2 separate regions of the Mus musculus genome follow, and region 1 is linked to region 2. Evidence: chromatin loops called from intact Hi-C (ENCODE). Cell type or tissue: left cerebral cortex. All regions are shown on one strand.

What was found. Hi-C counts contacts between places; a loop is a spot of excess contacts. Peaks named below come from ENCODE experiments on the same cell type or tissue, not always from the same donor. Only the 100,000 strongest peaks of a DNase experiment are listed, where the experiment ranks them.
Region 1: it touches region 2 in a loop (2.9-fold over the local background); 3 of 42 quality-filtered maps call a loop at or near these places.

The regions. Positions count from the first base shown.
Region 1 is chr1:128,024,771-128,032,770 of GRCm38, reverse strand. All of the region lies in intron 6 of Zranb3 (zinc finger, RAN-binding domain containing 3), which reads left to right. Among named protein-coding and RNA genes, the nearest start is that of Gm28800, 68 kb to the right of the region's middle. In left cerebral cortex, no CTCF peak of the experiment used is centred here; DNase peaks (open chromatin) are centred at 472, 1,069, 1,722 and 3,307; H3K27ac peaks cover 3,664 bases.
Region 2 is chr1:127,950,498-127,958,497 of GRCm38, reverse strand. Zranb3 (zinc finger, RAN-binding domain containing 3) reads left to right here. Exons shown (of 21, transcript NM_027678.3): 20 at 1,830-1,961; 21 at 3,433-4,319. The coding sequence ends at 3,531. Among named protein-coding and RNA genes, the nearest start is that of Gm28800, 6.4 kb to the left of the region's middle. In left cerebral cortex, no CTCF peak of the experiment used is centred here; DNase peaks (open chromatin) are centred at 2,101, 3,526, 4,068, 5,518 and 1 more place; H3K27ac peaks cover 3,957 bases.

The DNA of each region.
Region 1 (8,000 bases), 74 kb before region 2:
ATTCCCGTGGTTTGCAAACTTGTTGCACCTATGGAAGAATTCCTTAAAGTAAAGCCCTGCCTGGGTAGCCTACCTGTAATGTAAAAGAAATACCTAGGCATGGTGGCACGTGCCTTCAATGCCAGCACTTGGGAAGGAAAGCAGGTGAATGATTAGAGGCTAGACTTGCCTTCATCCATGTCAAGGCTGAAAGAAAATATGTCTATTCTTGAGTATATGCATGGAGGTGTGTTGTCCTGCTTTCCATTTGACTGTGTGAGGTGTCAGGTTGAGATGAGCCAGGTTTTGGTGTTACAATGATGTCTTAGTTCCTGTTCTATTGCTGTGAAGAGGCACCATTACCATAGCAACTTATGGAAGACAACATTTAATTAAGGGCTTGCTTACAGTGACTCATGGTGGGAACAAGGTAGCAGCAGGCAGACCAGCAGGAATGAGCTACAGCAGTAGCTGAAAGCTTACACCTGATCCACCAGCTGGAGGCACAGAGCAAGACTGTGCCTGAGTTTTTGAAATCTCAGGCTCAATGTTTAATTTGTGTGTCTGTCCTACAGTCTGTTTTTTGATTAATATCTGTCATATGAGAGCAGAAGTGTGCACCTCACTTATGAGTATAAATAGTATTTCGAAGAGAAATATTTCATCTCTGTGAAATGTGTGATGGCGTAGGTTGTGTTCTGTTTCCTGCTTGTTAGTCGTTTCAAGATCAACATTGTGCTTCTCAAAGGCGTTTTCTTTCTTTATAATTATGTGGACATCTGAATGTCTGAATAGGTCTGTGCACTTGTGAGCGCAGGTAACCATGGAGGTGAGACCAGGGGAATCAGATCTTCTGGAGCTGAGGTTTGGCCATCCAGCATGGTTCTGGTAGCCAAACTTAGGTCCTCTGTAAGAACCTCATGTATGTGTAAGGGCTGCACCCTCTCTAGCCCTTTGAAGATGTTTTCTTCTACATCCATTTCTGAAGTCTTTCTAATCCTTTATTTCTTTACCTTGAAAGCACTGTGGTTCCATAAGCTTTGATTCAGATCAAGGCATTTCCTGGCATTTTAAGTTAGGCTGTGGGATGCTATATTTTCTTCCACAGTGTTTTTATTCTGGAAAGGTGTCATTTTCACACTATAATTTTAGAGAATGCAAATTATGGATCGTTATTCCATCCTAGACCCATATTTTATATTTAAAATGTCATGCTGCATTCAAAATAAAAGTTAAGTGAAGTGCTCGATCAAGATGTCATTTTGTCTTTAAAAAGTTTATTAAATTCCCGAGTAACAGCCTAAAGAAGCATGCTAATGCAGATGGAATCTGAAGAACGAACGATCTTAGGGCCTAAGTAACCAAACACCACAGACCCCATTTGATTTGAGAGGCACAGAGAAAAGAGATTACTCAAGCAGAGTACCCTTACTCAGAATGCCACATGGTAGTCACTCTAGTGGATTCTATTTAGAGGTAGCTATAAATACAAATAAAATCTGGAGAATGAAGCACAGTGAATAAATTGATCGACAGTAGTTAAGTGAGAGAAGGTATAGAGCCCACTTAGACCCTTGTGCACCTTCTGGGGTTAAATCACTTACCCCAGTTTCTATTTCCTTTTATATTTTTCCACATTTTTCTTGGCAACATGAGAGACTTCAGAAGTGGCACCTTTAATAAATGTTCCAGTGCTTATAAAAGGAAGACTTGTGAATAACCCGGCCAAGCATCGTGTGAGCCAGGTGTGATAGCACAAGCCTTTAATATCAGCACTGGGAAGGCAGAAGCAGGTGGATCTCTGAGTTTGAGGCTATTCTGGTCTGCACAATGAAGTCTAGGCCAGCCAGGGTTACATAGTGAGACACTGTCTTGAACTAAAAACAAAAATATGCTTTGGGAAGACATATCTGTCCTCTCTTACATTGTGCTTAGAACTTAAAAGTGTCCCAAGAAGATCTGGGGAAATTGTGCTTGCGTCTTATGTGTTGTAGGAAATTATTATTATTTAAAATAATGAACTGACAGGTTCCAGCACTATGCCCAGCTACTCTCAGCCCCAGGGGACTAGCTGGCCTTTTCTTATCTGGTGGAGACTCTGGCCCGGAAGGTCCTGAAACTTCTCACCCAGCTCACTTGGTTCCCACTGGCGGGTCGCTACCACGCCAATGCTTCAAATCCCCCACCCCATGGCCTTTGTGGCACACATCAGGCAAATCTACGCACCTTGCTGCGGTACCTTCTCTCTGGAACCCAGTCAAATCACTTCAAGAAGAAAAACACCACACAAACTTAGCTCAGAAACAGTGGTAGCTCAATCTCTGGGCGCTACAACTAAAACCCTCTCTTGTAAGCCCTGTTTAATCTGATTCCTCTAGTGAAACTCTAGCAGCTACATCTTACCCTCATGCTATCCCTGTTCCAAAAGACCTACCTCTCTCCTCCTCCTTCTCTTCCTCTGTCCAACCCAGAAGTCCCACCTATTCGCCCAGTGATTGGCTCCTTTAGTCATTAGGGGATTGGTTCACAAGAACAGCACCAGGCCCCTCTACAACACTTATGTACAGGGCTCTGGGTTCAGTTTTTTGTGTGGGAACACATCAAATTCTATACCAGTTCTACTAAGGAGAATTGGTTGTCTAAATTTTCTTGAGACGGTGAAATGCTACTTGATAGTATATACTCAAGGTGTTATGTCCATTATTAGCATAATCAGGGTCCTGCTCACCTCCATATGTTCTCCAGCACTGCGTCATTTACTGTTCTGCCTCTGGCTAAATACAGGGCTGTCTATTCCTTGAGCACATGGCTCAGTTGTGAAGTAAATAGTTAATATACTGAGCACTCAACGTCTGTTTGAGGAATAGTTAAGTAAGATGTGATATAAATTCTGTATTTGTGTTTGGAAAGACTTCTGATTTTGAATCATTCTATATTGAGTTGGTGTATGAGGTCATTTTATCCCACCTACTGCCTCTAGCTTGTTTTTTTAAATTAATCCATTTGTTCAAAAATTATTTTTAGGAGGCTAGATAGATGGCTTAGTGATTAAAAGTCCTGGATGCTCTCCTAGAGGACCTAGGTTCGATTCCTGGCACCTACATGACAATAAATGACCATCTATGACTTCAGTTGTAGAGGATTCAACATCCTCCTCCGGCCTCTGCAGACAGTAGACATGCTTGTGCTGCACAGACATACATTCAGCCAAAATGTATAAGCCTTCATGCTCTAGGGATCAAAATGATTCAAGCTTTCACTGAATTGTCACGTCTGGCACTAACCAGGTAATTATAGATGACTGTCATGTGAGGATGGGAAGAGGAAAGGCCTGATGGCCGGGTGTACCAATGTGAACCAGTCAAGACAGTCAGAAGCATCCTGTGAGTAAATATATTCCTTTCCTTTTCAGAAAGTGGAAATTCTATATGCTAAAACCAGAACAAGAGAGACCACTGTGCCCTTGAGGAACTAAATATTCAGCTGAATATTCTGAGCTAAACCAAGGTCTCTAGACAAAAACAGTTAGTCAGGAGTTAGATAAAGATAGGGCTAGGTAGGAGTCAAATTACAGTCTTGTTCATCAGAATGTAATAGGAAGACATTGTGGGTGTCTTCCCCTTCTCTGTGTCTTCTGCAGGCATTGGTTTGCAATAATACGTAAGAAAATGTACTATTTTACCATTTTAAGTATATAATTTGGTATCTTTAGATACATTCATATTGTTGTAAAACAAAGCTTTTAATTTCTAGCACATTTGTCACCCTAATCTAAACCTCTATACCCATTCACCAATGTTCTCCACCTCTTTTTTTAGCCTCGGCACTGTAAAGTTATAAAGTGTGGCATGGTCATGTGTGATCAGATTTACAAGTTTCCTTGTTGTTTTCAGGGCTATATTTTTATATGGTCCAAAACTAATAGAAGAGTAAACAAATTCATATTTTTTGAAAAAGAGATTATTATATTAAAAATATTAGCATTTTTGTCCCTTATAATATTGACCATTTTTCTACATAAATGTTTGTTATAGTATATAAATAACTATTTTTTATAGTTGTGTGGTGTATTATTGAGATTGTAGTATGGTTTCAGTGAGGGAGTTTGCATCGAGAAGTGGCATATTATTGGACCTGTACCATAGGTTCTAGAGTGACAGGGCTTGCATCTCAGGACATTTTTTTATGAGAGGCAGTTTATTGTGTCTTTGAACACAATAAGAATTTGAAAGTTTCTGTGATCTAAACTTCTGCAGGATAGGAACTAAGATGGTGAGATTAGGACCACAGGCTTACTAGTGATGCTAAGTAGCCATTTGCGATCATAAACAGATTAGTAGTGGAGCCAGTGTTCTCAGTGGTGTATTTCCACAGCAACGTGGTTTATCCCAGAAGATTGCCTAGAGTCAGATCTGACTTGTATTGGGAGCTTGGTATCGACTTAGATAGATCTAGGGCCTGAAAGACTAGGGGGTTTAGTTATCCTGGGAAGACTCAGAGATCAGCTTGGAAAGGCAGGTGTGAGAACAGGAAGGGGAAGGGTGATTTGGACAAGGAAAACAGGCAGCGCTTGCCTGGGGCATTGTAGTGAGAAGGGGAGAGAATGGGGTGGAGGAACAGGTGCCATAAAAGAATGAGTAGAAACCAGAACTATTATTTTAGTTTCTCCTCCTAAAGACTTTTATTTCATAAAATATCAGTATTTTCACAACGAGGATAAAGTAAACATTGTTTCTGTCTGTTACTTCCAGTCAGTGGTTGACATTATAAATGCTTTCCACACATACAGAGGTTCCCGCCTCACCTAAGTATTTGCCTACATGTTTGTTGGGAGCTTCTGGAGCCTTTCCTCAGTAGGAGTTCCCATTTTTCCTCCCTTTCCTTAAGATATTCCAGTCTGTATTCTTTCATAAAAGGCTGAATTATTATTGTGAGCAGTTAGACATTGTTTCCATGTTAGGATATCATCCTAAGTGAAGTAACCCAATCACAAAAGAACACACATGATATTAGCCCAGAAGCTCAGAATACCCAAGATACAATTTGCAAAACACATGAAACTCAAGAAGGAAGAATGAAATATGGATGCTTCAGTCCTCCTCAGAAGGGGGAACAAAACACCCATGGGAGGAGTTACAGAGACAAAGTGTGGAGCAGAGACTGAAGGAAAGACCATCCACAGACTGTCCCACCTGGGGATCCATCCCATAAACAACCACCAAACCCAGACACTATTGCAGATGCCAACAAGAGCTTGCTGACAGGAGGCTGATAAAGCTCTCTCCTGAGAGGCTTTACCAGTGCCTGACAAATACAGAAGTGGATGCTCACAGCCATCCATTGAACAGAGCACAGGGTCCCAAGGAAGGAGCTAGAGATCTAGTATCCAAGGAGCTGAAGGGGTTTGTAGCCCCATAGGAGGAACATCGATATTCTTTCTGACATTTTACTAACAGGATTGTGGTGTCCTTGCAACGTGTAGTAAGATCTTCAACTTGTTGAGAACACCTCTCTCTGTCCTTTCCTCCCATGTTTTGGATCAGAACATCTTGTACAGCATGTCTGAGATGCTGTCCTGCAGGGTCCAGCATCACCTTGGCAGATAGTAGAGAAGAAGGCAAGCCACGTGGCTGGAGCAGAAAGGGAACCATTTTCTAAAACACAGTTTTACTTGAATTATTTTAACTTATGTATATGTTGGGGAGAGGATGTTGTGCACATGAGTACGGATCCCTTCGGAGGCCAGAGACAGTGATTCCCTGGAACTGTAGTTAACAGTTACAGGTGATTGAAAGCCATCTGACACAGGAAAGAAATGAACTTGTGTCATCTGCAAGAGCGGAAAGCTCTATTCAGTATTGAGCCATCTCTCAGCCTCCGAGCGCAGAAGTTTTTAGTGTTCCAGGTAGAGCTGGTTCAGACAAGATTATGGCTGTGAAAGTGGGGTGCTGAGAGTAGACTTTAGAGGCTTATAGGACAAGAAGAACAAGGATAGATTGGTGGTTGTTTATCGGAATTAAGTCGTCTCTCAAGAAGCATTGTCCCTACCGGTCAGTGGTGAGACACATCTTTAATCTTAGTATTCAGGAGATAGTAGCAGGTGGTTCTCCGTAAGTATGAGGCTAGCCTGGTCTACACAATAAGCTCTAGGATAGCCAAGGATACACTGAGAAACTCTGCCTCCACAAAACTAAAAAAAGACAGAAAAGAAAAAGCATTTTTAATTTTATTTATTTTTTGAGTTTATAATTAAATCATTTCTTCTTTCCCCTTTCTCCCTCCATTACCTCCCATCTACCACCACCACCCCTCAAAGTCATGGCTTCTTTTTCTTTAGTTTTTGCTGTGTGTGTATATTCCTAAATGCTCGTACAACCTCCTCAGTCCATGTGATACTGGCATGTGTATGTTTTCATGGCTGACCACTTGCTATTGGATAACCAGTTGGTGTGCTCTTCCCCGGGACGACCACGTCTCCCACTCTCAGCAGTCCTTGGTAGGCTGTAGTTTTTTGTCTAGGGTTGAAGCCCAGAGCTTTCCTCCTTCCATGTTAGCATGTCTGTTGCTGTCATCCTTGTTCCTTGAGTATTTTAACAAATAAAAGTGTAATGTATCTGAGAAAGGGTAACCAGAGTAATGAGAGACTTTCACATTCAGCTCCACTAATGCCTCGAGTTATTGATTGCCTGCTATATTTAAGACATTATTTCAGGGTTGCAACTGACACAGAAACAAGTGAGAGTGTCCCATCTCACAAAGCTTATTGGAATTTGAGAGAAGACCTTAGGGGAATAAGTCCATATGTAAAGACCTGACACAGGTTAAGGGAATTAATTAGGCTTTTGTCGTCATGTCACCAAAGGAAAAGCTGTATGTAGAATTGTAACAGCGAGTCCTGAGGACCAAAGCCCAGTCCACATGCTTATACAGCAAGCACTTTACTGAGCTGTCTTCCTGACAGCGAGGATAGCTTCTTCCTTGAAGTGTTTGGTAGGACTTAAGAGTTAGCCCACCTGGACCTGTGCTCTGTCCACTTAGAAGAGCACTAATTAACAATTCAATGTTTTCCATAAATGCAGACATCCTTAGACTGTCCTTACTCAACCCTACTGCACAGTAGCTGTAAGTGAAGAAAGCCTGATATTGTAGAGCGAGCGGTATTTCTCAGCCCTGTTGTCCTAATGCCTTCTTATCATAATCAATATACAATAGCCCCTTGTTGCACTGGAAAGAAATTCATAGGGATAGCCACATATATCCATATGTAATTTCAAATAAAGAATCCACCTTAATGCAGAGAGAAATAAAGTTTAAGGGAACTATAACATGCTCCTCAGTATCAATATGTGAATAGGAAAAGACTGCATTAGAACACAATTTTAAAATGAGTATAATAAAGCCGAGCATGGTGGCTCACGCCTTTAATCCCAGCACTCAGGAGGCAGAGGCAGGCAGATTTCTAAGTTCAAGGCCAGCCTGGTCTACAAAGTGAGTTCCAGGACAGCCAGGGCTACCCAGAAAAACCCTGTCTCGAAAAACCAAAAAAAAAAAAAAAAAAAAAAAAAATGAGTGTGATAAAGAAGTTTACATTTATGGTTATATGAAATCTAAAACTTCATCAATTGTGATATTATACATTATTATTTTATATACCACCAAAGTTAAACTGTTACATCTGTTTATATATTTTATATATCTGTAATTTCCACAGATATAAAATTAGAGAAATATAAATCATAAAATTGATGAAAATGTGGTGTGTTTAGAATTGTGTATATTGCTGTTTATATAGAAGTAATATATTACAGCTGTGTTCACATGGTAACCAGCACTCCACAGCTGTGTGAAGATGGTAGCCAGCACTCCACAGCTGTGTGAAGATGGTAGCCAGTACTCTACAGCTGTGTTAAGATTGTGACCAACATTCTACAGCTGTGTTCAGATGGTAGCCAGTATTCTACAAATATGTTCAGATAGTTGTTAATAAAATTACAGTTATGTTTATCACAGCTTAGCCATCA
Region 2 (8,000 bases):
ACACACGATGATGTTAATAAAGCAGCTGGTGGCTAGGTACTGTTCCTGGCAGGGTTGTGGGTGTCAGCATTCTTTCAGCCTCCCGAAGCTCAGGCAGAGGTGTGATCGCCTTAGGGAAACTATTTAGTTTCCATCTTAAAGAAAATGTTTAATTTTGTGGTGTGCTTCATCAAAAATGGGTCACCCAAGAAATCCCTGCCCACTAATATATTAGATGACTTCCTGTCAGCTAAACAAATTGTATATTTTTAGTCACATGCCTTTAGTTCCAGAACTCAGGAAGTGAAGGCAAGCAAGCATGTCTCTGCAAGTTCGAGGCCAGCCTGGTCTACACAGTGAGTTCCAGGACAGCCAGTGCTACATAGTGAGCCCCTGACTATAGATGGATGGATAGATGGATGGATGGATGGATGGATGGATGGATGGATAGATGGATGGATGGATAGATGGATGGATAGATAGATAGATAGATAGATAGATAGATAGATAGATAGATAGATAATATTTAAATAAATTACATATTTTAATTTACCAGCTACATTATAATAGGATTAGCTAACAATGATTTCTAAGAGATAAATTAGTATATCTCTTGGCTATAAAAAAGTGCATTGTATCTCTAATGATATTCCTGAGGTATCCCTTGGCCTCGTTGATTAGGGATATACTGTAACCCTTGAGAGGAATGTCAGCCAAGGGTTCCTGAATGTGCAGTGAAATGACCCAAGGTCATCTGAAAGTGACCTGACTAGGACTATAGCTGTCACAGGTTAGGTATTGCACCCAGGGGTGCTGAGGGAAGATGCCTCAAAACCAGGCTCAAACGGAGTGAACAGGGTCTGTCGTGAGGCAGTCAGCATGTGAGAGCTAGCCTCCAGGGGATCTTGTGCACATCACCCAGGAACAAGAAAGGCCAGCTTTCTGGACCATGGAGCCTGTCAGTTAAACTGCTCAGAGGGAAAGAACTGGCGGCAAAAGGCACATCTGAGTGCCTTTATCTCAGGTAATGTTCAGCTATATCTCATTGTAGCAAAGGGCATCACTGGCTAAATGGGTGTGTTGAACGGCCTGGATACTGGCTGTTTTAAGGAGCTATCATTGTTTATTTCAAACATGCAAGGTACAGAAGTTCATTATGGGGATTTCATGCCATGCCAGGCTATGCAACCTGGAAAGTTGGTAAATAACAACTTCTGGCCAGCACTGGGGACGCAACTCAGTTAGTTGGTCGAGAGCTTGCCTAGCGCACATGAAAGCCTGGCTTCCATCCCCAGCATGCATAACCCTAGCATGGTGCTGCAGGCTGTAACCCTAGCACTTGGGAGGTAGAAGATCAAGAGTTCAGAGTCATCCTTGGCTACATGATGAGTGTGGTCACAGCCTGGGATATAGGAGATCAGACCTGGCAAAGAAACCGTGAATGGTGCCATTCGCCTGCCACCGATGGAGGAGCAAAGGCATTTAGGCCAGAAATGGGTGGTTATTTAATAATTAATATTAAGAATAAATATATAAAGCAACTTAAAGGGTCAAAAACCAACCAATTTCCCCCTGGTCTATCGGGAGTATAGGTATCTTACACTTGGTTCATCAGGGTTTCAGAATGTGTTAGGTGGCATGGGATAAAACTCTTTTAGATACACATTTTACTTCTTTCAAATTGCTAACTTAGAGGGTTTTGTTTCTTTTTAGCTCACCACAAAAGCTATAAAAAGCCATCCTAATGTGTTTCTCCCTGTGATTTTGCTGTGTGAAGGGGTTTCCCAGTACATAGCCCAAGGTTCCCACAGCCAATCTGGAAAGTTGCTGATAGTGCGTTCTTCCTGCAGCTAAATGAGATGCTGAGAAACCCAGGAGAAGGCCACTTCTGGCAGGTGGATCACATCAGGCCAGTGTATGAGGGAGGTGGACAGTGCTCCCTAGACAACCTGCAGACCCTCTGCACAGTGTGCCACAAGGAGGTCAGTGACACTCACCCATATGACAATCCAAAAACCCCTGGGGATGCACTCGGGAGGTGGAGACTCCAAGGACAAGCGTGTGCCCATCTGGGAGCAGAATGGTATGGGGCATCTCTCATCGCTCCTGACACCTGGCTCTGAGAAACTTCATAGTCACAGAGGAAAGAATGGCTGCTACCCCCTTCCTTCATTCTCTGGGCTAAGGATGCGGCGCAGTGGGTAGAACACTCACTTAACATGCGAGAGGCCCTGGTTCCATGCCAGCACTGCACAAACTGGGTGGTTGATGCCTGTGGGTACTGGGTGTGGTAGTGTAGCCCCTCAGAGGCAGGTGGAGCTCTGCCTTCAAATCCATTCATTCTGAGCTACATAGTGAGTGTGGGGCTGGCTGTCCAACACTGTAAAAGACATCACCAGTGAGAAGCCCATCTGGGCTTCTCTGGGTTCCTTTGTTTTTTCAGAGTCTCATGAAAATTTTTATTTGGACTTAGCAGAAGAAGCTGGTTCTGTCACATTTGGTTTTCTACAGTGTCTTATGTGTTGAGTTGGGAATGAATGTTCTGAGTTGGATCCAGATCTTACCCACTGAATACTGGGAATTTAAGATATGTATACGTACCTACTTAGATGCTGAGGTTCATGGCTTCTCCTAGTTCCCACATAGATAGATGATCCATGATTGTCCGGGTAGTGGGACATTCTCCACAAGAATGTTTTCTTTTCTTCTTTTTTTTCTTTTTTTTTAATTATATATTTTCTTCATTTACATTTCAAATACTATCCCCTTTCCTATTTTCCCCTCCGAAAACTCCCAACCCCCAACCACCACCATCACCACCACTCCCACCCACTCCCCCTTTCTGGCCCTGGCATTCCCCCACACCAGGGCACAGAACCTTCACAGGACCTAGGGCCTCTCCATTGATGACGAATAGGCCATCTTCTGCTACATATGCAGCTAGAGCCATGAGTCCCACCATGTGTTTTCTTTGGTTGTTGGTTTAGTCCCAGGGAGCTCTGGGAGTACTGGTTAGTTCATACTGTTGTTCCTCCTATGGGGCTGTAAACCCCTTCAGACTTTGGGTACTTTCTCTAGCTCCTTCATTGGGGACCATGTGCTCTGTCCAATGGATGGCTGTGAGCATCCACTTCTGTATTTGCCAGGCACTGGCAGAGCCTCTCAGGAGAGAGCTATACCAGGCTCCTGTCAGCAAGCTCTTCTTGGCATCTGCAATAGTGTCTGGTTTTGGTGGTTGTTTATGGGATGGATCCCCAGGTGGAGCAGTCTCTAGATGGTCATTCCTTCAGTCTCTGCCCCAAAAGAATGTTTTCCTATAACTGAGACTGGTAAACCTAGGCTCTCAGGACATTTCCTGTGGGTAAGCACTGCATATATGGATAATGTGCCTTTTTCCAGGCTTCAGCAGAAAGCTTTCTCCCTAACCTAAGCTATGTATCTGCTTCCTCCTAGAGAACTGCCCAGCAAGCCAAGGAAAGAAGTCAGGTGAGACGACTCTCTCTGGCAACAAAGCACGGATCAGACATCACCCGGTTTCTGGTGAAGAAGTAAGGCGAGATATAAACAGAAGCAGATGGCCTGCAGGCAGAAGCAGTTGTCACAATTCATCTTCATGTATGTCTAGTATTTTAAGAATAGGAAGTTTTTAAATATAAGTCAATAACTGAAATTTAGATTTTTGCTAAGCTCTCTTAGTGTTACATACTTAACAGAAACTGAGGGATGATGGGAAGATTCTGGGGTCTTCCTGACTCATGAAGATTGTCAATTATGTTTCAGCAAGATTTTGTTCCGCTTTTTTTCCCCTTCTACACCTTAATCACTGCATTGGGCATGGATAGTGTGGGACAAATATATTCACGCAAACCTGACAGCTCTTGATCACCATTGCTTCTGGACTGTGTAGTATAAAGGGAACATTCCAGAACAATCAGGGACATTTTGGAGACAAGCCATGATTAGTAAGGAATGATTACAGCTCAGGCGCATGTTTGGGGTGCAGCCTCCTTGCTTGATTTCTGGGCCAGTCCTCTTCATTGAAGAGATGCTTTTGTTAATGAACTGATTGTAAGCTCACATGGTGTCTGTGTACAACTGCTGTGCTCTGAGTAACCATGAGAACAAGTGAGAGACCACAGTGCCGCACAGCCTCGCTTCTGTTTTCCTGTTTGCTCCCTTGTTTCCTGTCATGGTTTGTTTTGTTTTTAATGTATAAAATCAGGCTAATTGTCAAAACAGATTTTGTCTCCTGGTCCTCGTTTCCTGGTTTTAAAATCCTGGTAGTGATTTGTTTTGTTCTGTTCTTTCAATAAACCTTGTAATTTTTTAAAAATATTTTTAAATTATGGGTACGTGTATCCCTGTGGGGCCGGGGGAGATGCGCAGTTGCCCACAGAGGTGGTGTAGCTCCCAGGCCTGCCACACAGCAGCTCTGACAGATGCTGCAGACTGAGTTGCTAACCACGGGACCATCTCTCCTTCTCCATATCCTATTTTATTAGGTTTATTTCTGTTACCTCTTAAAAAGAAGGATGGCCAACAAATCGTGGTGGCGCACGCCTTTAGTTCCAGCATTCAGGAGGCAGAGGCAGGCGGATCTTTATGAGTCTGGGGCCAGCCTGGTCTACAGAGTGAGTTCTAGGTCAGGCAAGGCCATGTGGTAAGACCCCGTTTCCACAATAAAGTGACAGTGGGGTTGGGAGGTGGCTCAGTTGATGAGCTGCTGGCCACACAGCATAATAGCTTAAGTCTGAGCCACAGAACCTGTGTGAAAACCTAGGTGTGGTGGCACCTGTGACCCCAGCACCGAGTAGCCAGAAACAGAAGGATCCCTGGGGCTCCCAGGCCAACGGTCCAGGGAAGAGGTAAGCTTCTGGTTTAGTGACATCTGGCCTCCATGTGCATGTTCTCCATACACACATACACACAAGACTAATAGTGATAAAATTCACCACATAAAAACAACCAGAAGGTTAAATGTAGGTCAAACCCAATGGTAACATTAATGAGACACGTGCTAATGATGGACTGGAGAGGTGGCTCGGTGGGAAGAGCACGAACTGTCCTTCTCAAGCGCCAGGGTTTGGGTCCCAGGACCCACGTGGAAGCTCAGAACTGTCCCTCTTCTGGCCTTGGACACTAGCACACGAATTATCCATAGCTACACATGCAGGCAAAACACCCATACAAAGATGAATATAATAAATTTGAAAAAAATATTTAAGTAACCTTTTAAAAAGAAAATAGGGATAATGACAGGAAAGGGCGAAGCCATTCCAGCAACGTCCCCTGCAGGAAGAGTGACAATCAAAAAAGCATCACTCTCAGATCCAAGGAGGAATTCCATCCCCAGAGGCGCCCATGTGTGTACACTGGGATGCAAACCACGTCAAATGCTTAATGTTAGTTAGCAGCTACCAGGTCACACCTTATTTGTAGAAGCCTTATGCACTGTGAGCTATCCTTGCAGAGTGTCATCAAGTCTATAACTGACCTATTGCGTGACGTCAGGTGGAGCTGTCTCTCTTATAAAGCAGATCCTGCACTGTCTGGCCTCTTTCCTGCTCTGCACACCTGCCTTTTTGCAATTTTCCACCTTATTTCCAGTAACCAATCATCATGGTTCGCAGGCAAGAAATGCAGGCCCAGCCCACGGCCCCTCCCCTCCAGCATGTGGTCTTCTTGGCAGACTTTGGTGTAAGTAGGTCAGTCAGTGGGGCTTGCTCCTCATTCACTGTAGTGGGAATTCTCAGGAGAGAGTTCTTAGATGTCAGTTATGCCTGATTGTTTTGTAACAGGCCCCCCAGACCTTAGCACAACTGACTCCATGATGATAGTACCATTCAGGCTGTAAACTCAGCTTGTAAACAGCACCACCTGCCAAAATGAACACAAAGACCTAATCCATCAAAGTCCACAGTTCTGGGAAAGTCTCTAAATGTACTAACCTTGCTTTTTGGCTTTGCTTCTGGCTAATGGGTCTTGTTAACTGAAGTACGTACAAGGCCCTGGCTTCCATCCCTAGCACCACAAAAGCCAGGCATGGTGGTGCATGCCAGTAATCCAGCCCTGGAGAGCTGGAGGCAGGAGGATCAGGAGTTCAAGGTCACCTTTGACTTCACAGTGCATTTGAGGCCAGCCTGTGTTGCATGGTTCTCTGTCTCAAAAAGACACTAAGAAGAGCAAGTGGAGGACCTGAGAGACGACCAGAGGGCCAGGCCTGGTAGAACGTGTTTTCGAAATCTCAGCCCTCAGGGAGCAGAAGCAGGTGGGTCTCAGTGAGTTGGAGGGCAGCCAGAGCTACACAGTGAAACCCTTTCTCAAAACAATAGAGGGTAGCTAAGTAGGTAGGCAGGTAGGTATAATTGTGCATTTATGATCAGTATATTTTACAGCCTTTCTGCAGTTATTGCCTTTCCTATGACCACATTTCAGTATTAGATTCCAGAACTTCAAAACACCTATATCTGTATAATAATTCAGCTACTCGGTGTCTTAGTTAGGGTTTATATTGCTGTGAACAGACACCGTGACCATGGCAACTCATGAAGGAGTTATAAAACATATAAAACATTTAACTGGGGCTGACTTACCTTTTCAAAGGTCCATTATCCTCATGGTGGGAAACATGGCAGTATCTAGGCACAAATGGTGCTGGAGAAGGAGCTGAGAGCGCCACATCTTGATCCACAAACAGCAAAGTGAACTGGCTTGAGCTTCAGAGACCTCAAAGCCCACCCTCTAGTGACACACCTCCAACAAAGCCACACCCTTTCCAACAAGGCCACACCTTCTCATAACACCACTACCTGTGAGCCTATGGGGGCCGTTCTCTTTCCAAGCACCTCAGCCAGCGTCCTGTGGCTGTAACAACCTGAAGTAATCACCTTCGAAACAAAAAGTGCTCCTGACTGACCACTTGGTAGTTCTAGATTGTGATCACTTTGGGGTGCAGCCCAGCAACATCATAGGATCCTGTAACAGAGCAAAACACCTCATCAACCAGGAGTCACAAGAAAGAACTGGCCAAAGTTCCACCAATCCCCAGAGCACACACCTGCAGGGACTCTAGGGACTGGACCGAAGCTGTAAGACATTTGATCATTTAAATCACAGCGATCATGTCTGTTGAACAAAGATCTCAGCATAGGATTGGCTTTCCCTACAAACTTAGTCAAGAAAGATCCCCTGTGGTACCAAAGCTAGTGAGTGGTGGGCGTGGGGAAGTCACTCCTAGATGCCACAGACTCCCTTTGGGCCTCTTCTTCTTAGCTGCGGAGACAACTACAGTCCTTCAGAATGCCCCACCACCTTTTCATGTTGACTCCCCTTATGTGTTCTGGTGGCCTATGCTTTTTGCATGTATGAGGAAATGTTTTCAAAGGCACAGGGGAAACAGTTCTGTGATGGTGTCCCTGTTTCAGAAACTGCACTTGGTGCTCCAGGTAAGATGATTACAACTTTGTCTCTGCTCACATCCGGCCCACTATGAGAAGTGAGACACGGGAGTCAGATCAAATTGCAAATGTTTGAGATGAGTCTGGGATACCTGTACCCGTAAAGGTGGGGGGGGGGGTGAGGATGGGAGTGTGTCTCAGGGGTTAAAATGTTTGTGCAGCTGTGAGGACCAGTGTGCAGAAGCCCACATAAAATGCCCAGTGAGCATGGTATCCTTCCTCTAACTCAGCCCAGAAGGGCAAGACAGGAGAACCCTAGATCCCAGGAGGTCCTCAGACTAAGCTGGTTAACAAAACTAGGTTTATCTTCCAACTCTGAGATTGAGAGAGCCTGCTGTGACTATGGCAGGACAGCAGTCAAGGATGATTCCAAACACCAACCTTGGGCTTCATATGCATACCCACCCCATGGACCATGTGTGTGCGCGCGCACACACACACACACACATACCCACCCCATGGACCATGTGCACACGTACACACACACACACACACACGCACATACCCACCCCATGGACCATGTGCACACACACACACACACACACACACACACACACATACCCA